Regions from separate parts of the Homo sapiens genome. Here regions 2, 3, 4 and 5 are each linked to region 1. Evidence: chromatin contacts called from ENCODE Hi-C data. All regions are on one chromosome and are shown on one strand. Each heading gives the region's core, a stretch centred on a gene start or an enhancer-like site at or near the end of the contact. The rest is flanking DNA. Distances are from core to core; before and after follow the strand shown. Region 1 has its middle 24 kb from the start of CDH23. Region 2 has its middle 25 kb from the start of DDIT4-AS1. Region 3 overlaps PALD1 (phosphatase domain containing paladin 1). Region 4 has its middle 26 kb from the start of PRF1. Region 5 overlaps CHST3 (carbohydrate sulfotransferase 3).

Region 1 (2,765 bases), core at 128-2,627:
ACAGTGTGTCTATCCTCATGGGATTGTTGTGAAGATTAAATGATTTAATCCATATAAAGCTCTCCATCCAGGCTAAATGATTACTTCTCCTCCCATCGCCCTTGGAGGTTGGCAGGGCAGAGGTTATCCTGACCACTTTTTCAATGAGGAAGAACGACAGAAATAATAGCCCAGTTCCAGAGCTCTGCCTGCAAGTGCAGCAGGTCCTGCTGTTTCATGAAATCATTGCAAAGAGGAAGTCTGCACACTGCTCTCAGAGGCAGGAGGATTCCTTTTAGAGAGCTGGGGAATAAACCAGATCTATCGACAGTTTCAGTCCTGGTTAAGTAGTGAGAACCAGTCATCGGTCACAGGATGCAAGAGGTGGCTTTAGGCGTGAGTCAGGAGCCACACACCTGAACTGGCCTGTTAGCATCTTCACGGTGAACTTCTTGAAGTCCCTCTGTCTAATCAGATTTCCAGAGAAATAGAGGAACTACTGCTTATTGAGCACTATGAACCGGGCAAGTGAATGCATAATCTTACTTAATCCATTCAGTCACTAGGTGGAAGGATTATTATCCCCATTTTATATGTGCCAAAACTAAGACTCACATAGCTGCTAAGTGGCAGAACTGAGATTCAAACCCAGGTCTGCCTGACTCCAAGACTCAAGTGCCTGATGGTCACAATAGCAGCAGTCCTCATTAGAATCACCTGGAGCACTTGGTAAATGCAGATTGCTGTATCCACTCCCAGAGTCCCTGATTCCATAGGTCTGGTGTGGGACCTGAGAATTTGTAGTTCCAACAAGTTCCCAGGTGGTGCTGATGCTGCTGGTCTGAGAACCCCACGAGGAGAACCACTGTGCTAAACCAAAGAGTGATGAGGGGTTGTCATCAGCTCACACCTGGCCCGGGGAGAGAAAGTGAGGGCTTCATCTGCTGCTGTTCCAGTTGAGGCCTCAGGAACCGGAAAGTCTTTAATGAAGCTAATGCATTGTGGACACTCACTCAACCTTCCTTGAAAATGATCACAGATTCAGGGCAGGGCCTTTGCATTTTAAGTGCCAAGCTCATCTTCTTCACCACGCCCCAAGGTTGGCGCCTGGTGGCTTTACTCCTCACTTGTGTCTTTCCCACCTGCTCCCTTCAGCTGAGGCCCAACACCATCAATATTGAGGAGGGAGGAGGGACAGGGGCGGGGGCGAGACAGTGAGGCTGAGGGGCAAGTCTCAAGGCATGCGTGCGATGACAGGCTGGAAGGCGCTGTGATCTCACCCCCTCGCAGGCATTCCTGTAACTGGGGAGCAGTGGGTGAGGGGTGCGGGGCTGCCTCCTACCAGGGTGTAGTCACACCTCCTATCTGTCCTCTGGAATTCATTAGCTGCTGAGGTGATGTTAACTGTTTTTCATTTTCTGAGTCTTTGCTGAGACTCAAAAAGGGGAAATGAGCCATTACCAACCAGCAACACTTTTTCAAACAGAAACTGAATTGACTGCATTTTCTAATAATGTTGTGTGAATTACGAATGCAGAACTCTGGCCTTGTCTTTCAGAAGACAGATGTCTGTGGCTTGCTTTCTGCTTATAAAGCTCTGGGAGAAAGGAATAGGACAGGTCAAATGTCAAAGTGTGCTGGCCCTGGCCTGTTGTGAGGATGTCGGGAAATTTCCCTTTCCTTGCTTTCTGCTGCTCAAGAACCTCAGGCTCTGCCCTGTTGGGTAAGGAACAGCCACCTCGATTCTTGAAATAGGGGAGTCAGGACACAGGGCTTGGAATCAGAGAACTCTGAACCTCAGTATCCTCATCCGTAAAATGGAGATATTAATCCTGCATGCCTCGACATTCTGATCCTGTCAGAGTGCCTTGTGAACTGCAAAAAGCGTATCAGATATTAGCTCTTATTATTATCCTGCCCTTAGATCCATTTGCACCCCATCCTATGGGACAAGGAGTCTGTAGGACCAAAGGGACATGATAACCAGGAGCTCACAGCCCTCTTCCCTTCTGCCATGCTCTGGGTACGTGGGACACTTGAATCCCTTGCCTAAATGGGCTTGAACCTATAAGGAAGGGCTGGGAAGGCCTTTTCCCAGACCCATGGCCCCAAGGGCAGACTGCTAAGGGCACACCTGGGTGCAAGGAATGGCTGTTTGCAAGGGGTGCAGAGTTGGGACTTATAGGTTGGGATATCTACATTCGTTCACAGGAGACCCTTCTAGATGTGGGACTGAGCAGAATTCTGAGAAGTCAGAGAATTCTAGATTCCAACCTGACCTTCCAGGTTGTTATAAAGGTATATATGTGTCAAGGTAGAAGGGAGAAGATATTTTAAGTTTAGTCATTGATGTGTAACTTACATATGAAAACACCTGGTATAGGGCCTCCATTTGTATTATTGTCCTGGGCCCATTTTCATTACTAGAAGTTTGAATTCACTTCCTTTGAGCCAGGCAGACCTCTTGCTTTCCTCATTATTTGTACCTCTCTTCCTATTTCCCTCTCCTCTGTCTTCCTAAATATGCATAGCTGAGCCTTATTAGGATATATAGCCAGGATTGGTAGAGATTTAGGGGGCTCCCTTTCCTCTCTCCCTTTAACCATTTCCCACCCCCTCAGGACATGCGTGACAGATGATAGGCAGGGGCCAAGGGTCCTCTCTGGTCAATGGCTGGCCACCTTTTTACCTCTTAAGAGGTTTCAAGATAATGATATCTGTGTAACTTCATGGTAAGAAGATAGAGCTCCATTCTGCTCCCGCCATGGTAACCCGAAGGTAAGCCA
Region 2 (2,765 bases), core at 92-2,591, 880 kb after region 1:
GCCTTATTCATGGAGCTTCATAGAGGCACTGGGTCTTATTTTCTTTGAGACGGAGTTTCACTCTTCTTGCCCAGGCTGGAGGGCAGTGGTGTGATCTCGGCTCACTGCAACCTCCGCCTCCCGGGTTCAAGCGATTTTCCTGCCTCAGCCTCCCGAGTAGCTGGGATTACGGGCATGCACCACCATGCCCAGCTAATTTTTGCATTTTTTTAGTAGAGATGGGGTTTCTCTATGTTGGTCAGGCTGGTCTCAAACTCCCGACATCAGGTCCTCCGTCTGCCTCAGCCTCCCAAAGTGCTGGGATTACAGGCATGAGCCACCCCCTCCGGCTTGGGTCTTATTTTCAATGGCCAGGCCTCTCATTAACGTGGCAGGAATGCAGCCTGTGCGGAGCTCCCAACAGTGCAGTTTGCCAGAAGTTGGCTGGGATTGTGCTGGGTTTCTCAAGGTTCCCCTCCTTGTTCACTCTCTTCAGACCCACCTTTGCCTGCAGCTGGCAAGCAGCTGATAGATCTCTATTTTGCTGTTGTGAGAATTCACCAAAAAGGCACTTCTAAAAGCCTCATGCAACTAGCAGGAGAAACATAGGTTTAGAGCCTTGCTCCTGCAGCTTCAAAAACAAGGAGGCAAAAATTGAGATTGAATATAGCACAGAGTGTGGGTGACACCAAACCACGGACTGAGTTGATAGGCTGCAGGGAAGGAAGTGAAAAGTTCACCTTGTCCTTCCGTCTAACAGAGGACTGCTGGTTTTGCAGAGGTTTGCTTTTTTTTTTTTTTCCATTCAATAAAAATAGCTCGGTGGGACAACATATTATAGCATTCGTGGAAATAAAAACTAGGAACCACATCATAGGATGTTCTGCTCCAAACTTGGCGCTGATCCCCCAGGCAGCTCCAAGTTCCCTCTGATTCAGGCAGCAGCGACGGAGGCCCTCCCCTGTCCCAGGTGGGACCCGGCCTTCAGAGAGGAAGGGAGGTGGTGGTATGAGGCATCAGCTGTTTCCTTTGCCTGTGGGCCAAGATCCTTGCCATGGCAGAAATACAACTTTGTCCCCAGTGTCTGCCTTCTGCACTGTAAAAAGCAAGTTTCCATCACAAAGGGTTGCGATTCAGGAAACCAGGGTTAGAGGCAAACGGGTCTTATTTGAAAATGGTAAAACCTGGCCAGGCCTTGGACTTCCTGCATTGGTTGCTCTCCTGGGACCTGGGACCAGCCCAGCAGGGTGGGGTGGGGCAGCAATGCAGGTTACAGGATGTGAAAGTGGGGACTGAGGTTAGGAAAAAGAATAAAAGGCTGTGACCAGAACACACCCAGCAGAGGCCATGTGCAGTTCTCTTCTTCAGGGTTTCCTGTGGGTACACTGAGAACATTGTGTTCTGGCTGAGAACTTATCCGGCGGAGCCTGCTGCATACGTGGCCCCTGGGTCCTAGTGCTGCCTCTTACCTAGCCTCAGGCCTGGCTCCCCTGCCTGCACCTGCGTGCAGCCCACTGTATGACCCAGGGAGGCTGTCTCCATTGTGTCCTCCTGCTGGGTGAGGCCCCCGGCCACCAGACTCCGAGCACTTAAGATTCTGACCCATCCCGCATTTCCAAAGCATCTTCAGCGTGCCGGGTGCCATCACACAGTCGCGTTTCATATCCCTCATAACAAAACATCCTTCAGATGACAAAACTGAGGTTCAGGGAAACTGAGAGGAACAACCAACATCAGTATTTATTTTTATTTATTTATTTTAGAAAGGGGGGTTTCACTTCCACCCAGGTTGGAATGCAGTGGTGCGTTCATAGCTCACTGCAGCTTCCAACTCCGGGCCTCAAGTGAACCTCAGCCTCCTGAGCAGCTGGGACTACAGGCACGCACCACCACCCCTGGCTCATTTTTGTATTTTTTGTAGAGACAGGGTCTCATTATGTTGCCCAGGCTGGTCTCGAACTCCTGGGCTCAAGCAACCCTCCCGCCTCGGCTACCCAAAATGTTGGGATTAAGACATAAGCCACTATGTGCCTGGCCTATGCCAGTATTTATTTATTTATTTATTTATTTATTTATTTATTTATTTATTTATTTATTTATTTTTGAAATGGAGTTTTGCTCTTGTTGCCCAGGCTGGAGTGCAGTGGCATGATCTCGGCTCACCGCAACCTCTGCCTCCCGGGTTTAAGCAGTTCTCCTGCTTTAGCCTCCCGAGTAGCTGGGATTATAGGCACCCACCACCACACCGGGCTAATTTTTGTATTTTTAGTAGAGACAGGGTTTCACCATGTTGGCCAGGCTGATCTTGAACACCTGACCTCAGGTGATCCACCTGCCTCAGCCTCCCAAAGTGCTGAGATGACAGGCGTGAGCCACCATGCCTGGCTGCCACTATTTATTAAAGGTTCTTGGATGCAGGTCTCATGTCACTTCGGGATAACTGATTTTGAGGCATTATTTCAAACTCTTGCAATGAATGTGAGCATTTTCTCTCAAAGTTTCTCTCCAGGTGATTTTGAGAATAGATGCTTTCTCTTTTTTATTTTTTGTTTGCTTGAGACAGGGTCTCATTCTGTCGCCCAGGCTGGAGTGTGCAGTGGCGTGATCTTGGCTCATTGCAGCTTCAACCTCCCTGGATCAATTGATCCTCCTGCCTCATCCTCCTGAGTAGCTGGGACTACAGGTTTGCACCACCAAGCCCCGCTAATTTTTTTTTTTTTTTTTTTTTTGAGACGGAGTCTCTTTCTGTCGCCCAGGCTGGAGTGCAGTGGTGCAATCTCGGCTCA
Region 3 (2,765 bases), core at 126-2,625, 860 kb before region 1:
CGAACTTGTGGCCTCAAGCTATCCGCCAGCCTTGGCTTCCCAAAGTTCTGGGACCATAGGTGCATACCACCACACTGGCTAATTGTTACATTTGTATGTTTTGTGTGTGCGTGTGTGTGTGTGTGTGTGTGTGTGTGTGTGTGTGTGTGTGGTGTATGTATGTGTTCGTAGAGATGAGGTCTCACCATCTTGCCCAGGCTAGCTTTTTATTGTTTTAAAAAAATTTTCCCTGTTTTGTTTATCCAAGTGGCTCCTTTGTGCCAAGCACAGGCCAGGCCCTGAGGATGCCAGTGAAGGCCAGCACCAGGTCCTGCCTGGTGGGTCCCCAGGGAGACCCCTGTGGTGGGAAGGCACGGAGGGGAGGATAAGGAAGCCTCCTGATGCAGGGAGTGGGCTGGACAAGAAGATTGAGCCAGTCAGGAAGATGTGGAATGAGTGATTGGGGGGCTGGTGTGTGGCCCTCAAACTTCGCTGCTCCACGGAAGAAACAGCAGCATCTTTTCTGTCGCTGGAGGAAAACTGGCTGGGCCAGACCATTTGAGAGACGGCCCAGCCTTGTTGTTTATGGAATATGTCAAGGATCTTCAAAGGCAACATTTCTGCCATCAACAGACTGCAAAACACCCTGCTCCCACCCCCTGGTCCAGTAAGATGCTCCTCGGCTTTCTTATTATTTTTGTTATTGATGTTGATTATTTGCCAAGGCCTGTTGATGGTGCCCATTCTAGGGACTGTGAGGAGGTGCACTGGCTGGAGTTTAGGGCATGGGAGTTGGGGAGCAGCAGGTTGGAGAAGGGCTGGGCCAGCCCAGCGTGCTCCTGGACTGCCACATGCTGCGCCCTGAGTCCAGCTGATATGCTTAAGGTAGAATCTGCCTCCTCAGAAGCAGGGTCACTGGCCCCAGCTGGACGTGCCCAGTGATGCGCATGAGCACGAGGTGCCATAGAGAGTGAGGAGCAGGAGAACCCTGTCCCAACGCCACCACCCACTGTTCTTGTGACTGTGGGCAGGTCTCCGGCCACCCGTGGACCCCAGTTTCCTCCTTTGTAAAATGAAAGGGTCAGACTTGGGTCTCAAAGGTACTTCTGGCTCTCAACTCTAAGATACACGTGGGTGCCCAGGGTGGGTTTCGACTCTGTATGGCGTGTGTGTGTGTGTGTGTGTGTGTGTGTGTGTGTGCAGGCCTGTGGGAGCTGCGGAACCTGTGTGTGTGTGTGCAGGCCTGTGGGAGTTGCGGGACCAGGCCCAGGGCAGGTGAAGGGCTGGTCTGAGCCCCTGCCCTGGGTACAGACCTGGACGTTTCATGTGCTCTGCACCCACAGTAGGGGAACCCTGCAGCACGGCAGCTTCCTCTGTATTTGTTCTTGAGCTGAGGCAGATGTTTCCTCCAGCTGGCCACTCGGCCCTCTGCCGTCCCCCAGAGTCGGGCCCTATTTTTAGCTCCATTGTTACTCACCCTGGGCATCTGGCTGCCAGGGGCGTGTGAGAGGCCATGGCTCCGGAAGGGGTACTCTCCCCCTGGGTCCCACGTGTTCTTTGCCCCCTGCCGGTCCCTGCTCTAAGCTTCCTAGTGTCCGTTGGGAAAGCTGGGGTGGCTTCAGTGGAGGAATGAGGGAGTGGCAGGTGAAGTGCAGGAAGAGCCAGCTGCGGAAACGGAGGCTGGGCTCTGTCTTGTACTGTAGAGAACTCTCTGGCCTGTTTTTTCACCTGCTTGATGGGACAGTTGCCCTGTGCTTCTCCCTTCCTCATAAGGTTGTCCTGAAGTTCCAATGTGAAATGCACTTGGTAAAGTGGCATTTGGAATCTACAACTATTGTGGGCTGAATCCTGTTAGTAGGGCTGCCCCACAGAAGGAACATCAGACCCAGAGTGGGGAGGTGAGGCATGTACTTAGGAAACACCAGGCCACCGGGGTCAGGGCCAGGCTGGGTGGAGCACAGGCTGAGTGCTGCTTGGCTTGGAGCAGGAGGCCCATTCATTTCCACTGGATGTTGATGGATGTACTGAAGGGGGTGAGGGTGGCCTGGCGTGCCTGGTTGTGGGACCCACAAGGGTGAGGGCAGGGAAGGGCCTTAGGTCCTGGGAGGACCTTGAGGGCCTTGAGCAGCTCTGTGGGGCAGCTCTGGAACTTCTCTCTAGGAGGGCACAGGTTGGGTCTGGGGGCAGGAAGCGCTGCAGCTTCTTCTGAGCGTGCAGCCAGTACACCAGCTCTGCTCCTGGCTGTTGGACACACAGGGCTTTCAGGAAACATTGATTTTGCACAAAGAATTCAGCCGCTGAAATGTCTGAAAACCACCCATCTATCTCGTCCAGATGGAAATAAGCGTGGGCTGTGCCGAACTCTTGGAAAGTCAGGGCTGGAGGAAAACTTCTAGTGGGGCTTTTTTTTCCTGTTCAACACTACGGGGCAGCTGGGATCTGGATTTGCCTAAAATATTGGGGATGTGTGGGGCAAATTCATGGTGTTGAGATGAGGGTGCCTAAGGGGGTACTTGAGTGCTGGGCAAAGGAGTTTAGACTGGAGGCCACAGTGGTGGGTGGGATGGAGACAGATGCCCAGAATCCAGGTCATGGTTCTCCCCAGCTCCTTGAAATGATGCTTTAGGTACCTGGGAGATTGCTGGAGGTTGGAAGTGGGGCTGAAGTGTGCTTTCCCACTGTCACTCTGGGTCTAGTCCCTGGTGGCAGCCAGGAGAGTGTCAGCAGGGCAGAGCACTGGGTGAGGTCTTAGGCCACTCTGAGTTTCTGCTGACCTTGAAATGTCC
Region 4 (2,765 bases), core at 132-2,631, 800 kb before region 1:
AATCCCAGCTACTCGGGAGGCTGAGGCAGCAGAGGTTGCAGTGAGCCAAGATCGCGCCACTGCACTCCAGCCTGGGTGAAAGAGAGAGACTCTATCTCAAAAAAAAAAAAAAAAAAAATATATATATATATATATATATATATGTGTATATATATATATATATGTATATATATATATGTATATATATGTGTATATATATATGTATATATATGTGTATATATATATGTATATATATATGTGTGTGTATATATATATATATGTGTGTGTATATATATATATATGTGTGTGTGTATATATATATATATATATATATATATGACCAGCAGAGGACCATGGCAGGAATGCAGCAGGGACTGGGACTAGGAGGCTGCCCGGGGAGTCCTGGAAGCTCCCTCTGTGTCCTCCATAGGGGTGCACCACTCACTTCTCCCCTCAGGACAACCTGCTGCTGCTGCAGAGAGAACAGTTGGACCACCTTCCAGCAATTGCACCTCTGGATCCAACACAGTGTTCGTGCCAAGGCCTTGCTCCCCCATCCAGCACACTCCACCCACAGGCTGCTGACTGAGCAGGGCAGGGATATAGAGCTGGCTGTGTCTGCCCCTCCATCCTGCAGCGAGGCTGGGAGCCTCCCCATTGGTCTGACCAAGAGTTGCCCAGAGCTATCCTGCAGTGTCAGGCTTGTTGTGTCTACTGAGGAAAGATGAGGTTCATACACATTTGGAAAGGAGAGCTTTATTTCTCATAAAGGGTTGCAACCTGCTGGGTGGTCATTCTGACAGGCTGGGAAACGTAGCCTCTGGCCAGAAGCCAGAAACAGACACTTCGAAGGTGGGGAGAATAAGACAGGGATTTACGCTGAATAGGGTGTCCAGATATACATATTCAACAGGTTATAGGAGCAGCAATGAATATTCACAAAGGGGAGGCAAGGGCATTCGTAGTAGGGTAACATGTATGTAACACGTGTCCCAGATTCACTTTGGGGTGGAGACTTAACATTTAAACATATTACAGTTAGGCCCTCTACATTAAAACGGGAAGCAGAGGACACGAAGGCCCTCTGGGTGCAGCTTCTGGAGACTGGCCAGAACCACTCTGTGGCCAGGGTTTTTTTTTTTTTTTATCAGGAGGGACTGCTTAGCGGTTGCTGTGTCAAGCTGCAAAAGGGGAGGGGCTGTGTTAGGCAGTTGGTTGGTACCAGCGTGAAGCAGTGGTTTCTGTTTAACCCTTAGAGAAGAAAGCCTAATGGTTAGGGGGGGAGGGGGCATAATGAGGCCTGTCCAACCTCCTGTTCCATCATGTCCGGGAACTCCATTTTTAAGGTTTCTCGGGGGTCCCCTAGGCCAAGAGGTGGTCCATTTGGTCAGTTGAGGGGCTTAGGATTTTATTTCTCTGGCTCTTTCCCTCTCTCTTTTTGTGGGTATTAGAGCCACACTGTGGTTTGAAGGCCCTTCCTGTTGCCTTCTGTTTCCTCCTTTGTTCTTCACAGGTGTTTCGCCAAATAGCTTTCTTGCACAGACTTGAACAACCCACCCTCTGCCTTGTCTCAGCCTCTCTGGGCACCTGCTTTGTCTCTGAAGGCCGGCACTGCTGTGGCACTGCTTGGTGAAAATGACCACCCTGGTTTCCAGCTTCACATGGTACAGTTCCAGCAGACTAAGAGCTGGTTCTTGCCCTGCCCTATGCTGCCATCTCAAGAGAGGGGGCAGGTCCTGTCCACGATGGTGGTCATGGGTCAGGGAACTGTTGCTTAATCTTCCCTGTGGATGGAGGAGGCTGTAGCCATCTGGGTTGGTGCCTCCAAATCTGTGGATGGAAGTGCAAACCTCTGGTTATCTCCTAAACAAAGGGAAGCTTCATTTTGAAGGCTTTCCATGTGTACCTTCAGTTTGTCCTTTAGAAATGCCCTGTTTCAGAGTCTCAGATAGCAGTGAGTGGGCATGCTCTTTCCCAGCCTTGCTAGCACTGCCCACAGTTTTATGACTCAGAATGGAATCTCATATTTGTTCAATTTTATTTCTTTTTAACTAATAGTGAAGTTGGATTTTTTTCATGTGTTTTGGCCATTTTTTTTTCTGTTATGAATTGTTTATGTCCTTTGCTGACTTTTTTGTTTGGGCGTTTGTCTTCCTTCCTTTCCTTCTTTCTTTCTTTCTCTCTCTTTCTCTCCTTCCTTCCTCTCTCTTTCTTTCTTTCATTCATTCTTTCTTTCTTTTTGTTCTTCTTTCTTCCTTTTCTTTCTTTCTTTTCTTTCCTTCCTTCCTTCTTTCATTGTTTCCTTCCTTCTTTCCTCCTCTTTTTCTTTCTTTCATTCTTTCTCTTCCTTTTTTCTTTTTGTTCTTTCTTCTTTCTTCCTTTTCTTTCTTTCTTTCCTTCCTTCTTTCTTTCTTTTCTTTCTTTCATTCTTTCCTTCCTTCCTTCCTCTTTCTTTCTCTTTCTCTTTCTCCTTCTCTTTCCCTCACTCCCTCCCTTCCTCGCTTCCTTCCTCGCTTCCTTCCTCTCTCCCTCCCTCTCTCTCTTTCTCTCTTTCTTTCTTTCTTTCTTTCTTTCTTTCTTTCTTTCTTTCTTTCTTTCTCTCTCTCTCTTTTTCTTTCTTTCTCTCTCTCTCTTTTTCTTTCTTTCTGCCTTTCTCCTTTTCTTCTCCCTTTCTCCCTTTCTCTTTCTTTTCTTTTCTTTTTCTTTTTTAAATTCTATGCTGCTTCTGGGTCAGGGTCTTACTTTATCACCCAGGCTAGAGTGCAGTGGTGCAATCATAACTCACT
Region 5 (2,765 bases), core at 115-2,614, 610 kb after region 1:
TGCAAAGATCTCTTGAAACCCTGCCTCCTGTTGTGGGAGCTAGTTTTCTTTTCTTTTTTTTCCTTTTCATTACACAGTTTCATTTTGACATAACAGTAGATTCACACGCAATTTTAATAAATTGTACAGAGAGGTCTCATGAATCTGTTACCCACTTCCCCCTATGGTAACATTCTGTGAAAGCCTAGCCTAATGTCACAATCAGAATGTTGACTTCATACAGAATCCCCTGTGGTGCCCTTTTATAACTACACTCACTTCCCTCCTGCCCCCACCCCTTCCTTGACCCTTGGCAATACTAGTCTGTTCTCCATTCTTACAGTTTTGTCATTTCAGGAATGTTCTATAAATGGAATTATGCAGTGTGTAACCTTTTGTGATTGGCTGTTTTCACTCAGCACAGTTCCCTGGAAATTCATCCAAGTTATTGTATGTGTATCAGTGTTGTTTTTTTTTACTAAGTAGGTAAAACAAGGGACACAGACCTGTTCTCCTGGCATCCCTCCCTGGTTAGCAAGAGATTCAGCAGGCCGCTGCCACTCTGGCCTTGCTGATAGCTAGTGTGTGTGCAGGCAGCAGCTCCCGCTGTCTGTAAGAGCGCCAGGGTAGTGAAGTTGGGTGCTCTAAAAGTAGTGGCTCTCCATCTTTGCTGATTCTAGGTTAGAATCACCTAAGGAGCTTTAAGTAATCTTGATGCCCAGGCCACACCAATGCAATCTGAATCTGGAGGTGGCACCCAGGCCTCAGTGATTTGTAAACTTCTCTGGATGATTCTTATGCTGTCAGAGTTGAAAACCAGTCCTCTAAAACAGCCGCAGCAGATTCACAATAGCTGTGCCATCCTCCACCCATGATAGATGTCACAGAGCAATCGCAGCACTCGTATTTTCAAATACGGCGCTCCAGGCAGCCCCTTCCCATCTGTCAGCTTTGGCCCGGGGTGGAAATTGACTTGCCCTCTTAGCTGAGAAACCGTTTGGCCATGGCCATGTCCAGGTGTGCCCAGGCCCGAGGCCTGACATGTTAGGTGAGTGTCCCTGTAAGTAATGCTGGAAAGGTGGGCCCTTGACCGATAGGAATAGTTGCAGCAGGCAGAGATCGCCTGGGGCTGGTTCTATAAGATAAACCCGAAGTGGATCAGCCAGTGTCCCTCCCCTGCAGCCCAGCATGGGGAGAGATGTACCCAAGAAATACCAACCAACAGTGCCATTGGCATAGACGGGCTCTGGCTGACATTTGTTCAGACCAGCAATAATGCCCAGCCTGTGTGCAATCTTCCCAATTTTCGGAGCTCACACAGCTTCCTTGATGCTCACAACAACCCTGTGGGGCCAGCCTAAGCTCAGAGAAGTTAAATTCCTCACCCAACGTCAGCAGAGAGTAAGTGGGAGAGCTGGGACCCACTCCAAGTCTGTCCGAGTTCAGGGCCATCTGTCCAACGCTCAGAGCAGTTAGACAATTGACCTCTGTTTCCACTGGCAGACCGAGTGTAGATGGGCTCCTCTGTGGCCATAGATCAGTCAGAGGATAGCAGCAGACACATGCGGACCAAGCCTCCTGCTGCCCAAGACCCCTGTGGCCCCTCTCTCCCTAACCGCTGCTTCTCCTACAGATCTAGTGCAGAGATGTTGGACAGAACACAAGAGGTTGAAGTCAGGGCGGGAGCAGGAAAAAAAAAAAGAATAAGAAGAAAAGAGGCTGGAGTTCCTCCTTTCATCACAGGAATAAAACCCCTTCCTGCTGTCAATGGGACCATTAAGTGGGAGTTTGAGGAAGCTCCAGAGGATTCAAATTCTGTTGCCACTGTATAGAAACAGAGGAGACCGACGCAGTGACTCACATCTGTAATCCCAGCACTTTGGGAGGCTGAGGCGGGCAGATCACTTGAGGTCAGGAGTTCAAGACCAGCCTGGTCCGCATGGTGAAACCCTGTCTGTACTAAAAATACAAAAAAATTAGCTGGGCGTGGTGGTGCCTAACTGTAATCCCAACTACTCGGGAGGCTGAGGCAGGAGAATGGCTTGAACCCGGGAGGCGGAGGTTGCGTTGAGCCAAGATTGTGCCACTGCACTCCACCCTGGGTAACAAGAGTGAGACTGTCTCAAAAAAAAAAAAAAAAAAAGACAGAGGAAATAGAAGTAGGGTTGGAAGAAAACAGGGAGCAGAAGAAATTCTCCTCTCTGTCCTGTCCCTTACTTGATCATTCTCCAGGATCAGAAAGCCTCCTTAGAAGGTCAGGAAGGAGGATAGAGCAAGAATTAGGGATCCTAGACTTATGCATGGAGAGTTTTTCTCTACCCGGTTATCTCAGAAATCCTGTAATGGAGCCGTCTTTCCAGAGGTGCAGAACAAAATGGGAAGCTGTGGCCATTGTGTAGCCATTGAAGGCTAGCCCATGGTCCCCTCACAGCTTCCATGGGCTTCTCCCGAGCATGTGCACGTATGATGCACCCATTGCATGTATACGTACATGCACACATTTCTGGTCAAAAGGTTGATGATTGATAAAACTGACAAAAGCTCCAAACCCCACAAATGAGCACAGCGTTTTGTAATAATGAGCATGACCAAAATGGGAAAAAATAGGGCACATGAGGGATGAGGGAAGAAAAAGGACTCCAGGGCCCAGAAGATTCCTAGGCTTCCTTAGCCACCTCCTCCTAAAGTAGGGGTAATAAGTACATGGCACATGTGCCAGCCCTTCCCCTGTGATATAGTTGGGATATTTGTCCGCACCCAAATCTCATGTTGAATTGTAATCCCCA

Evidence for each region. Hi-C counts contacts between places; a loop is a spot of excess contacts on that map. Pooled maps may share reads with other maps.
Region 2: a map with no recorded cell type shows a loop between it and region 1 (6-fold over the local background). The contact joins two enhancer-like sites. A Hi-C loop is called at or near these places in 2 of 37 single-sample maps with no recorded cell type and 3 of 50 pooled maps.
Region 3: a loop to region 1 is called in a pooled map, with 2.1 times the contacts of the local background. The contact joins two enhancer-like sites. A Hi-C loop is called at or near these places in 1 of 50 pooled maps.
Region 4: a loop to region 1 is called in a map with no recorded cell type, with 10 times the contacts of the local background. The contact joins two enhancer-like sites. A Hi-C loop is called at or near these places in 11 of 37 single-sample maps with no recorded cell type and 4 of 50 pooled maps.
Region 5: a pooled map shows a loop between it and region 1 (2.6-fold over the local background). The contact joins two enhancer-like sites. A Hi-C loop is called at or near these places in 2 of 37 single-sample maps with no recorded cell type and 2 of 50 pooled maps.

Annotation. Positions count from the first base shown.
Region 1 is chr10:71,371,739-71,374,503 of GRCh38, forward strand. It overlaps a transcript of SLC29A3 not described here. Among named protein-coding and RNA genes, the nearest start is that of CDH23, 24 kb to the right of the region's middle. RefSeq lists an enhancer at 1,596-1,645. Within about 2 kb of position 1,378, at least 5 of the 41 ENCODE cell types and tissues checked have a DNase peak (open chromatin) inside an H3K27ac peak, as active enhancers do.
Region 2 is chr10:72,247,615-72,250,379 of GRCh38, forward strand. No RefSeq gene overlaps it. Among named protein-coding and RNA genes, the nearest start is that of DDIT4-AS1, 25 kb to the right of the region's middle. RefSeq lists enhancers at 286-853, 854-1,422, 1,423-1,989, 1,458-1,557. Within about 2 kb of position 1,342, at least 35 of the 41 ENCODE cell types and tissues checked have a DNase peak (open chromatin) inside an H3K27ac peak, as active enhancers do.
Region 3 is chr10:70,507,641-70,510,405 of GRCh38, forward strand. All of the region lies in intron 1 of PALD1 (phosphatase domain containing paladin 1), which reads left to right. Among named protein-coding and RNA genes, the nearest start is that of PALD1, 30 kb to the left of the region's middle. Within about 2 kb of position 1,376, at least 15 of the 41 ENCODE cell types and tissues checked have a DNase peak (open chromatin) inside an H3K27ac peak, as active enhancers do.
Region 4 is chr10:70,575,035-70,577,799 of GRCh38, forward strand. No RefSeq gene overlaps it. Among named protein-coding and RNA genes, the nearest start is that of PRF1, 26 kb to the right of the region's middle. RefSeq lists an enhancer at 1,309-1,438. Within about 2 kb of position 1,382, at least 13 of the 41 ENCODE cell types and tissues checked have a DNase peak (open chromatin) inside an H3K27ac peak, as active enhancers do.
Region 5 is chr10:71,985,612-71,988,376 of GRCh38, forward strand. All of the region lies in intron 1 of CHST3 (carbohydrate sulfotransferase 3), which reads left to right. Among named protein-coding and RNA genes, the nearest start is that of CHST3, 23 kb to the left of the region's middle. Within about 2 kb of position 1,365, at least 21 of the 41 ENCODE cell types and tissues checked have a DNase peak (open chromatin) inside an H3K27ac peak, as active enhancers do.